Regions from separate parts of the Homo sapiens genome. Here region 2 is linked to region 1. A link is a contact called in ENCODE Hi-C or POLR2A ChIA-PET data. All regions are on one chromosome and are shown on one strand. Each heading gives the region's core, a stretch centred on a gene start or an enhancer-like site at or near the end of the contact. The rest is flanking DNA. Distances are from core to core; before and after follow the strand shown. Region 1 overlaps IL6ST (interleukin 6 cytokine family signal transducer). Region 2 has its middle 76 kb from the start of IL6ST-DT.

The links. A loop is a pair of places that touch in the nucleus more often than their neighbours do. ChIA-PET counts read pairs that join two places held with the same protein, here RNA polymerase II (POLR2A). Pooled maps may share reads with other maps.
Region 2: a map of OCI-LY7 shows a loop between it and region 1 (11-fold over the local background). The contact joins two enhancer-like sites. A Hi-C loop is called at or near these places in 5 of 168 maps with a recorded cell type or tissue (Caco-2, HCT116, K562 and 1 more), 4 of 37 single-sample maps with no recorded cell type and 11 of 50 pooled maps. POLR2A ChIA-PET finds 5 or more read pairs at or near these places in 2 of 52 experiments (GM12878 and activated CD4-positive, alpha-beta T cell).

The regions. Positions count from the first base shown.
Region 1 is chr5:55,930,723-55,936,371 of GRCh38, forward strand. IL6ST (interleukin 6 cytokine family signal transducer) reads right to left here. Exons shown (of 17, transcript NM_002184.4): 17 at 4,373-5,649. Among named protein-coding and RNA genes, the nearest start is that of IL6ST, 61 kb to the right of the region's middle. Within about 2 kb of position 2,867, at least 4 of the 41 ENCODE cell types and tissues checked have a DNase peak (open chromatin) inside an H3K27ac peak, as active enhancers do.
Region 2 is chr5:56,068,403-56,074,051 of GRCh38, forward strand. No RefSeq gene overlaps it. Among named protein-coding and RNA genes, the nearest start is that of IL6ST-DT, 76 kb to the left of the region's middle. RefSeq lists an enhancer at 5,566-5,649. Within about 2 kb of position 2,954, at least 3 of the 41 ENCODE cell types and tissues checked have a DNase peak (open chromatin) inside an H3K27ac peak, as active enhancers do.

The DNA of each region.
Region 1 (5,649 bases), core at 1,617-4,116:
GGAGGATTGCTCCAGCCCATGAATTCGAGGTTGCAGTTACCTAAGAGCGCATAACTGCACTCCAGCCTGGGCCACAGCATGAGATTGTGTTTCAAAAACACGGTGGTGATTAGACGTCTCTTTTGAACCTGCCTCAAGGTCAGAGGTGTATGATTAGGTGCCACCTTGGGCATTCCTTTCTGTCCTGGGAGTAGAAAAAGTGTAAGATTACCTCCCCACGAGCACTTGAGCATGGGTTGTAGATAAATCCATCTGTGTCCCTGCTGGGGCTGATGGAGATATGAGGACTGAGGGGTCCTCCTTGCTTGAAGTCACATCTTTGGCAAAGGGCTGGAAAGAGGGCAGGGAATATCTAGATGTTGCTCAGAGGGGTCAACAAAAATTCTTCCGGCCAGTCCTGAAATACAAGTCTCATTGTAACAATAAGAATTATAGTTTAGTCTGACCCAGAGAACTGAGGCAACATTGATTTGAAAACAGTTTGTGCACACTGCTGGCTCTCCTGGTCACCAGCTCATGCCTGCACGACAAAATTCTACAGAAGATGCTTTTCCTCCAGGAAGGCATCCCGATGAGCACAGCTTTTTGCCCGAACATAAAATGTTTTCTGAAAAATCTTTCCCCAAAAAAGAGGGAGTGCTTTAGTAAAGTACTTACAAAGTTTCTCATATCACAGTTTCTCTCTTCTTATTTATTTATTTATTATTTTTCTGAGACAGATTCTCGCCCTGTCACCCAGGCTGGAGTGCAGTGGCATGACCTTGGCTCACTGCAGCCTCCGCCTCCCGGGTTCAAGTGATTCTCCTGCCTCAGGCACCCAAGTAGCTGGGATTACAGGTGCCGCACCACCACGCCAGGCTAATTCTTGTATTTTTAGTAGAGACGGGGTTTCACCATGTTGGCCAGGCTGGTCTCAAATTCCTGACCTCAAGTGATCTGCCCACTTTGGCCTCCGAAAGTGCTGGGATTACAGGCGTGAGCCTCTGTGCTTGGCCTCTCTTCGTTATTTAAACACAAAAGTTCTGTTTGCGAAAGACCCATTCACTAAAATGACCTCATCCAATGTTAATTTTTAATTTTGAGAATCACACGGAGATCACCAGAAGGAACTGGCATAAAAGGAGACAAGGGATTTAGTCATTATTCCTGGGATATGATCTCAATATTAACTAGGTTAGATTTCAGTGTAAAGTTTTTTAAAGACCATTTTAAAAAGCAAAATGGTAACAGGTTACATTACTGGGATGGGGGGAAAGTCTCTTAAGATAAAAGTGGATACTTAAGGCTTGAATACTGTTTTCCACGACAGCATTGTCTGCTGTCTCTCACACAACTAGATGGAAATGTTAGGAACGAGCTCCCAAAACCTGTGCCTATGATTCACAAAGGGGATCTGGTAATGACGAGGAAGGACCTCAGTGTCCAATTGCAAGTGAAGAGTTGCATGGAACTATCTTCATAAAGTACGAGTGAACAAAATCAATTCTATATTTCTGCATTGTTCCACATCATCTTATTTAAAATATGGATCATAGGCAGACATCTGACTATTTAATCAACATCTGTAAAGCTCACACAGTTAAGCTGTCCAAAAACTTTTCTTGGGATCTTCTCGTTGAGGAATTGGGGGATTGTTTTATACTGGGAGCTGCCTGGTGTTTGGCCAGGGGTTGGTCGTAGCCTGGTTTGTAGGGCCTGAGCCTACTTGCACTTTCTGATGTGTTCTTAAGGCGGAGCCTGATCCTGGTTCACTCCGTCTTCCTCACTAGACAGTAACTTCCCAAAGGGCAGGGCCGTCCTTTTATAACCCACAAACCCAGCGTTTTCTCCTGTGCTGTTGGAAAGTTTGCTGGCCCCTCTTCTCTGGACCTCATTTTCCTCGTCCAGGATGAGGAGTTTGGATAAAATGATTTAATAAGGATCCATCTGACTTTAATTTTCTCTAAATTTTTGCTTTTGGATTGAGTATATATTTTGCTTCAAATGAAAGCTCTTGCCAAGGCACGGTGGTTCAGAGATGTAATCACAGCACTTTGGAAGGCCAAGGATGGAAGATAGCTTGAAGCCAGGCATTTGAGACCAGCCTGGCCAACAAAGTGAGCCCGTGTCTACAAAAAAGAAAAAAGAAAAATTAGCCGGGCATGGCAGTGCTGCCTGTAGTCTGAGCTACTTGAGAGGCTGAGGTGGGAGGATTGCTTGAGCCTGGGCAACAGAGCAAGACTCTCTCTCTCTTGGTTGGGGGAAGCTCTTGCCTGTAGCCAGGGTGGGATGGGAATCAGGAAATGATCCCAGGTTTGAGATGCGAAGGAGGCAGATTCCTGACTGCCTATGGCACTGTGCAACTCTGGATTAGAAGAAACCTGAGACACATTTTAAACATTTTTTAAAATTAAAAATAACTTGTTTATTCACCCACTTACCTGTTCATATAAGCAAGCTCTGCCAAACACCGAGCACTATGCTGGGCCAGGAGAGGACTGAGCTGGGGCCCTCTCTCCAGAGGCCCAGCAGTAGGTGCCAGGATATAGAAGGCCCTTAACTCAGGGGGAAGGAGAGAGAAGAATGGAAGATTTCCCTCAAGAGGGTATCTATTTGAGTTGATTTTTGGTGAACCAGTAAGAATTTCCCAGCTTAACAGGGACTGGGGACTGGAGAACATTCTAGGGGAGGAAATCATGTGCATGGGCTAGGTTAGAAGAAACTCAGTATGTTCTGGAAACTATAAAGTGTGCAGCTGGGGGGTTGGAAAGGTCCAGCGAGGCCCCAAAAGGACAGAAAGCAAATGTGGGGAATGAGGTCAGCACAGCGGGGCAGCAGCAGGCAGCCCCTCTGGGAGTGGCAGGAGATGGAGAGGAGTGGCTGGCGGCACCGTGAAGGTGAGGCAGGCTGGAACGGGTGCTCGCGCTAGGCAGCGGGCCCGGGGAAGTCTGTGGACAGAACCACCTGGGGTAGGACCGTGGTCTGAGCACCCAGGAAAAGCCCCTGCCGGAGATCCTCCTGTCACTAGTTGCCATGGGCTAGATTCCACCATTAGAGGAGTCTTTCTTTGGCCAAAAGAATGAGACTCCAGGGGTCGTGTGAGGGTGCATTCTCAGGAAAGTGGGACACATTGACCTCTTTTGCAGGGGTTGCTCTATAGGGTCAGAGCAAATGTATGTGCTAGTAGGGGTGGGGAGCCAGCCTCGGAGTAAACCTTGAGGGCATAAGGAGAAGTACTGCTCTGGGCTCGAGGCTCAGTTAGGACACTTCAAGGTAGGCAATTGCAGGGGGCTGCTTGAGGGCACAAGGTGCCCCATATTCACAAATAAGGGTGGTGGGGAGGGAGATGAGGGGAAGAGAAACTCAGAAGAGTTTGAAGGGCCTGGGAAGCAGGTGTGCATTCTCCTTAAGCTAGCCTGGGCATGACGTCATCAAGAATTTTGCTTAAGTGGTTGGGTACAATTGGTGTACACATCAAAGAATGCGGACTTTGGATCAGGTTGGAGTTGGAACTCCACTGTTTGTCAACCACATGACCCCGGGCAAGTTATTCAACCTCTTGGAGGCTGCATTTGTAAATGGTGCTGGTATTTACCTCATAAGTTTCTAGGATTTCATAACCCACAGTAAACACTTCATAGATGGCATATATTTGCTCACCTTTGGACACCCTGCTCCGGCATGTGGCCCCCAGCAGGTGATCAGAAAGGTCTGCCGGTTCATTTGAAGAGGAGCGGCCCCTCACCCCCAGCAGCAATGTCTAGTCTCGATTCTGACCGTGGCAGTTAAAAGTTTCTTGGAGGTCCTTTCCTAGGCACTGATGCTGGCTGGGTAGCCCTGGTGTTCGTATGTCTAGATTGAACAACTGGCAAAATCCACACTGACTTTGACCTGAAGAGTGGCTGACTTTTCATTCTCAGAACGCTTATGCAGAATTATGGTTTCTATTGTCAGAATCTCAGTGCCTTTTTATTTAAATATTCCCCTTCATGCCATTCCTTTAAAAGCATTATCCCTCTCATAAAGCTTATAGAGCCTATTTCCAAGAATTTTCTATAAATTCATTTAAAAGCTATCATTAGTCAACAGGCTGCTTCTGACTACAGGCAAGACTGCAGGGAAAACCTTTTCCTACGGGGAAGGGACCCAGATGTATACTTAATAGTTGTGTCTTGGACCTGTTACTAAGTGAAGATTGTTCTAGGAAAGTAGGCCTGGACTGAGGTATTAGATTTCTAATCAACAGGCTGGTCTCATTCAGAGTTTGAACCAGCACTCTGGGGGAGAAACCACTTGTGGCCGTTGAATTACTCTGGCTAGCCTGTCTCAGAAAGACCATCCACAGCCAGGGCTAATGAGACAGTTGAAGAAAGAGAAATACTTTACCTGAGGGTTTTGGTTTTTTTTTGGCTTTTATTTTTGTGTGTGTGGATTACCACCATATAGCTCACCATGTTATCCCAGAAAGACTACAATTTCATACAGAATGCACAGATGTTTAAATAAAAAGCCATTTAAGTGAGGGGATAATTCTCACTAAAAAAAGCTCAAAAATAAGAAATGACAATTCTAGATACACTTTTTTGACATGTAAAATGACATAACCATAGTCACAGGGAATAAAGAATCAGGTTTGAATGTCCACAGGTTTCTAAAACTAAGCTCTGGCTTCGTATCTGTTGAAAATCTTTAGCGGTTGGGGAAAATAGCTATATTTAAAAACAAATATTGAATTTTGAGTTGAAAGGTACATTTTCCTCCCTTGATGGAGACAGAACTTTTCTATGGAGAACCCAAGCAGCCTTTCCATGATCTTACTAAGTTGTCCAAGAGCCAACCCCGATCAGCAGCAACAGGACTCAAGCTGTTCACCCTGCTTTCGAGTTGGCTGAGCTTCCTGCTGCTTTCACACATTCTTCTTTTTCTACCTCAGTTCCTCTTTGCTTGTAGTCTTTCACTCCATTAACTTGCCCAAGCACTGGACTTAAGTATGGAAGAGCCTATACGCAGTTGTAATATATTTCGTATTTTGAAAGTGTAGAAGTTTGTATTAATTTAAAAAGAAAAAGCTTAAATGGAAAGTTAAGCAATCCTGAACAAGAAAACTCTCTCACTGCCTTTGGGCTAGAGAAAGAGTATGCTCTCAAGGAGTTACATAATCTTTTCCAAAGCAGGATGGACTGTATCTATCATACACATTAGGATAAGATGAGCCACCACACCTTAAAGAAATCAGGCTTGAGCCTATACAAGCCATAACCAAATAGAAGATTTTAAACAAAGGAGCACATAGCCCAAAGCTGACATGTTATTTCTATAAACTCTGGTATATATGTGAAGGAGTTACTGTTGGCTGGCTTGTGGGTTTTTTGACTCACTACATTTTTTTAGACAAAATCACAATGTGAAGGCACATTAATAGTTGAGATTTTCTTTTCCTTCCAGGTGGACTTGCTGACTGATTAGTTTCATATACTACTTAGTAACCTCAAGAAGTAGCAGGAGGATGCCATGTATCAATCTTGAACTTCAAGTCTCACTGCAACAAGGATGGAGACTCCAGCAGAGTGCAGGGTGGGCACAGACAGGCCACAAGATGGCGCAGCACCTCCATACTTGGGCTCTTGACAACCAAGTAGGTTTTTTTTTTTTTTTTTTTTTTTAATGTCC
Region 2 (5,649 bases), core at 1,704-4,203, 140 kb after region 1:
GGGCGACAGAGCCAGACTCCGTCTCAAAATAAATAAATAAATAAAAGAAATAAACAAAGTGGATCAGCGGTATCAATGAGAAGGCTTCTAGGAGAGTGCAGCTGGAGTGAGTACAGGATGCTCTGAAAGGCGTTTGGGGGCTGAACACTTATGTGATAGGGGCACAGGGCAAAAGGACATTAGAACGAGAAATTCAGGGGTCATGGTGAGACTGTTCTCACTCTGACTTGAATCTGAAATCTTGACTAAGGGAGAAGTTTGAGATGGGGGCTAGTGAGGTTGGACCCTCCAGAGGAAGACTGGCTTGACCCAGGTTAACCCAGTGACTCATTCCTCTGCTAGGCCACTGCTTTCCCCACCCTAACGTCTGTCCTTGCCTGCTTCTTCCAGGAGGTCTTCTGTGCCCACAAACATAGCTCAAGTCTTGAAGCACATCCAGGGGGTTTGAGCCTCCCCCTCCCACGGTCAGAATCTCTTTCCTGTCTGAATTACTTGAGATGCCACTTGTAGGGCCAGAGTGCCTTCACACTCTTCCAGACTTGAGAACCTTCCCTGAAACTTCATTTGTATCCACTTGAACCTGGGTACACGGGATTGATATCCTACGTGCAACTGGGATCCTGCAGGTGCCCTTAGAGCATCAGGGCTTTATTAGAAATGAGGGTGGGGAGAGATACAGGGAGCGTAGATTCTGAGTGTGGCAAAGATGGGTTAGAAGCAGTTGTCATCATTAATATTCTCTGAGGTTAGTGACAAAATGCTGGCACACTTGACACTCCCAGTGAGCAGGCAGAAGTATGAGTGTGAACAAGGCAAGTGGGAAGGAACAGGCAGATAACATCAGGTCACAGTCACCTTCTTTCTTTCTTTATTTTTTTTTTCTGAGACGAAGTCTTACTTTGTCACCCAGGCTGGAGTGCAGTGGCACAATCTTAGCTCACTGCAACCTCTGCCTCCCAGGTTCAAGTGATTCTCCTGCTTTCAGGCTCCTGAGTAGCTGGGTTTACAGGCACCTGCCACGACGCCTGGCTAATGTTTGTATTTTTGGTAGAGATGGGATTTCACCATGTTGGCCAAGCTGGTCTCGAACTCCTGACCTCAGGCAGTCACCTTCTTTCAAAATCTTTTTTTTTTTTTTGGTGTGGTATGCAAAGATTTTTTGCTACAAATCCAGATACCCATGATAAAACTATAACCAGAAAGCCTTTATGAATGGTTTATTAAATCATATCCCTACTCTCTCAGGAAAGGATATATAAAATGTAACAACATATCAAGAATAATAATTAGAAATAAAGGAATAAAATGGAGTCAGGAATGTGACTACAAAAACACACCATAATTACTAGGCATGACCTGGCTGCAGATTTAACTTTGGGCTTACTAACAAACAATTCAAAGTGAGAACTGTGGCTGGTTATACAATTCACATAGTTGATAAGATTAAAAGGCCAGTGGCCCAAAAGAAGTACAATCATTCCTGGAACGAAGACTAGAAAAATTCTTTGGAGAGCCCCTGGGAAAAAGACAGGGTGAAATGTTGAGTAACGTGCTCAACTATATCCTTAGAGGAGATTCAGTGACAAGCTCTTTCTAACAGCATCTCTTGGTCTGGCAAATTCCTGGGACAGGGTGGGTAGAGGTGGTGGTTTCTTTGAAGTATCGGTCTGTGTCCATAACTTTGAAGAACCACAAACATACTGCCAGTTTAGGACATGTCAATGTTTTAGTAAGGAAAAAATATAACAGTCTATTTTCTAGTAGAAAGAGAAAGCCCTCCCTTCAAAGCCCTAATATCACTGATTCCCTGCCAACACACACACACACATACACACACACACACACCTCTAAATGTTCAATCCATAGCTTGGCTGAATGAAGGAAATGTTTTAATGTAATATGGGAGCCACCAATTAAGGAAATGAGGACCTGAGAGTAGGCAATAAATTGAAATTAAAATTATTCATTCTTAAATAATGGTGGAGCCAGATTTTATGTGAGGCCTGAAGCTTATACAATTTTAGGCGCTCTCTTTAAGGAAAAGAACATACAGTTCTGAACATAAAAGATGGTATGAAAATAAATATATGGAAAGAGGAAATAAATCACAACAAATGACTGGAGCCACAGAGATCTACATCCTTTTCTTCTGAGATTAAGTACTTTACCAGAAATGCTTACAGAGAAACAGTTCCTGATTGTAACCTGCTATCCCTTTCCTACCAGCAACTAACCCCCAGCACTAGCGGGGGCCTGTGCAAGTGAGGCCCCCCACCTAAGCTTAAGTTTCATTAATTCACGGCTATGTAGAAAATCGTCTCAATTCCCATACCGAGTCCATCATCATTTCCTAGAAGACTAAGCCTCTTCCTTCTCCTTGATACTGCACACTTTGAACTGCTGTTGATAAGATCCCAAATAAATCAATGCCTTTATTTCTTTGAAAATGACTTCATATCCATCTGGAAGAAATAATAGCTCCCAGTCTCATTCTTTTTAAAGTGATCATGTGTCCCCATTCAGCATGCAGGGCTCTAAATTTGGGTATCCTTGGCTGTCATGTGACAGAATTTCCCTAGAAGTGTTTTGGGACTAAACGGGAGGAATGTGAGATTTGCTCTGTTTTGTAAAGCAAACAGCAGGAAGTTGGGAAAGTCTGATAAATCTGAATGCATTTTCTGTACTATCTTGTCCTCTATTCAACTCAATTTTATTTTTTCTTCTTGGATGAGGAGCCATAATCAGGTTTCCATTGACAACCTGTGAAAATGTTGACTACAGTTTTGTAACTGAGTTGAAAGCAGAAAAGCCAGATGGAAAAACAATCTCCAACCTGAAAAGTAAAAAGCAAAATGTACTTCTAGAAAAATATTGCACGTGACTTGGAGAAAAATTAGAATAGGATCTGCCTATTTTAAAATGAAACCTCAAGCATGTGGTTTAGGCTTAGGGTGTTTCCTCTTTTTTTCTTGTAATTTTACTCTGAGATTGAAGCAGTGTTGGCATATTTGCCACACAATAGGTTTCCTGTAGTAGGAGGAAAGAGTCATAGGTTGAGTTTATATGAAAAAAGGCAAGGCCCGCTGATGATCATTTAACACAGAATGTAAAATGATCAGATTTTTTAAAAGTAAAATATCAGTTGAACGTAGGAAGATTCCCCAATATGCTATGGTGCCTTGTAGTAACTGAGTCCTTGCAGCTGCTTCCTGGCAGTGATTCCCTCCCAGACCTCCAAAAGGTTGTATGTGCTGGGGAACCAGGTAAGTGTGAATACCCAGTAGGGACAGGGCTCTGATCCAGGGCTGGAAGGCAGCGCCTGGGATCCTCAGGGCTGATTTAACAACCTTCTGATCCATGGGTCTCTGGGGAAACATTTTAGAATTGACATCTTTGCTTGGAGACCACAGAGCTGCCGATAAGAACATAGCAAGCTTATCCACAAATGTGTTTTTATAGGAAATTTTGTGTGGGAAAGAAATGGGGAGGAATATACAAGAAGAAAAGAAAGAAGGAAGGGAAAGCAAACTAAGCTCAGGTCCAACGTAGGGAGAAGAAACACTTGTTAATTGTTTTGAGGCATACAACTACAATGAACTCTCAGTAAGTCAGAATAGTCTCAAAGAGATCTGATCTGAATTAAAATGTAAACTAGACAATAATTTTAAAGGTAAATATAAATTTATTATTTTAAAGCATACTCCTTAATACTTAAATAGCTGAGAAAACAAGTAGAAATCCTCCTGGGATTGCTCAAATGCCTTAAGGAAAAAAATTGTAATGAGGACAATTAATTGTTCTTATCTAAATAGGTGCTGCTAAAACTACTTTAAGTATTTGAAAACTTCGTTTCCTTAAGAAGCTAAACATGATTTCAGCATTTGCTTTGCAAATCTTATTTTTCAAAATATTGCTTTGGCAGATTTTGGCTTTCTACTGAAATTATAAATTATTCTGTACTCTTTTAGCAGGGTGAGAAAGAATGTGGTCTTATTCCATGTGGGATAGATTAGTATACTGTAGCCATATATGTACTAGGCTCTGTACTGATGTCTCTCTTTTTTTTTTTTTTTTTTTTTGAGATGGAGTCTCCCTCAGTCTCTCAGGCTGGAGTGCAGTGGCGCCATCTCGGCTCACTGCAACCTCTGCCTCCCTGTTTCAAGCAATTCTTCTGCCTCAGCCTCTCAAGTAGCTGGGATTACAGCGCCCCCACCACCATGCCTGGCTAATTTTTTTGTATTTTTAGTAGAGACAGGGTTTCACCATGTTGGCCAGGCTGGTCTCAAACTCCTGACCTTGAGCGATCCACCCGCCTCAGCCTCCCAAAGTGCTGGGATTACAGGCATGAGCCACCGCGTCCAGCTTGGATTTCTATTTGTGTTTTTTTTTTTGGCATATGTTTTTTGAGATTAAAAATTTTTTTTGAATTGGTAAAACATTTGAAAGAAATTGAAGAAACCCAGTAAAACATTTAAAAGAAATTAAAGGGCATGAAGTGAGATGTACATAAAATAAGTCTCCTTTCCATTCTTGTTCCCTAACCTTTTTCCCCAGAGTCCCCCATGGCTCACCAGTTTCTTATGTGTGCGTTTTAAGATATTGTGCTGAACATTTAAGATATAATATCTCATTTAATCCCATGTGGTAATTGACTACATATTGTCATCTTCATTTAATAGATGAGGTAACTGAAGCACAGAGCATACTTGCCCCAGATCACAAGGAAATAAGAGAACCAGGATCAGAACCCGTGCCAGTGCATCACTGCTTTACATCCTCCGCATTATCTTCACTCCAGATGGCCACAAAGCCTGGTCTCTACTTTCTTGTCCCCACCCCTCTGCTTGTTTAAATTTGACTCATGCTTTAAGGCCTTGTTTAGAATAATGACAGCATTTACTGAGTGCTCACTATGTGCCAGGCACTTACATACACTATCTTATTTAACCTTCATAATAGCCTTAGGAGGTAAGTAAGTATTATTATCTCCATTTAAGAGAAGTGAAGCTGAGACTTAGAAAGCCACATAGCTAGTAAGTGGCAGCGTAACACTGCCATGCTGGTCTGATCTGAGGCCCTAACCTCCCACCTCCCGCCCATTCACTCACAAGGTTCTCCCCAGTTTGCAGTGATTTCACTTCTAGGAATAGCCTTAGCACTTCTTATCACAAACCACGATGGTATTTGCTTGCAAATTTTTCTGTATTGTTCTTTGGCAGTTTAACCTCCTAGATTCTTCTCTTTCAACCTTGCTGTCCACTCCTAGAAAGCAGACTCTATTTGTAATGCTCAATCATAATGCAATTGTACAAATCCTACTGAGACCTTACAAAATAGAACAAGAAAATGGACTAATGAAAATGGAACTCTTTAAACTTCAGTCTGGAATTACATCATTGGCATATTTAGCTTTTGAAAAACCAAATATATGTGCACTAGAATAAGTGAGAGAGGAAAAAGGCAACTTGGTGAGGTGGTACTGTCTGCCATTGCTCTCCAAGGCTCATGCCCCAGGGTATGCACCAGGAGGCTGGCACCTGCCTTTGCTGGATGGGCTCTCCATTCCATGGGTTCAGAGTACCTAAGTACCTGTCTCTGAGTGTGACTCTATTGCTTCAAGATGAATTTCTCTCTCTCTCTCTCTTTCTC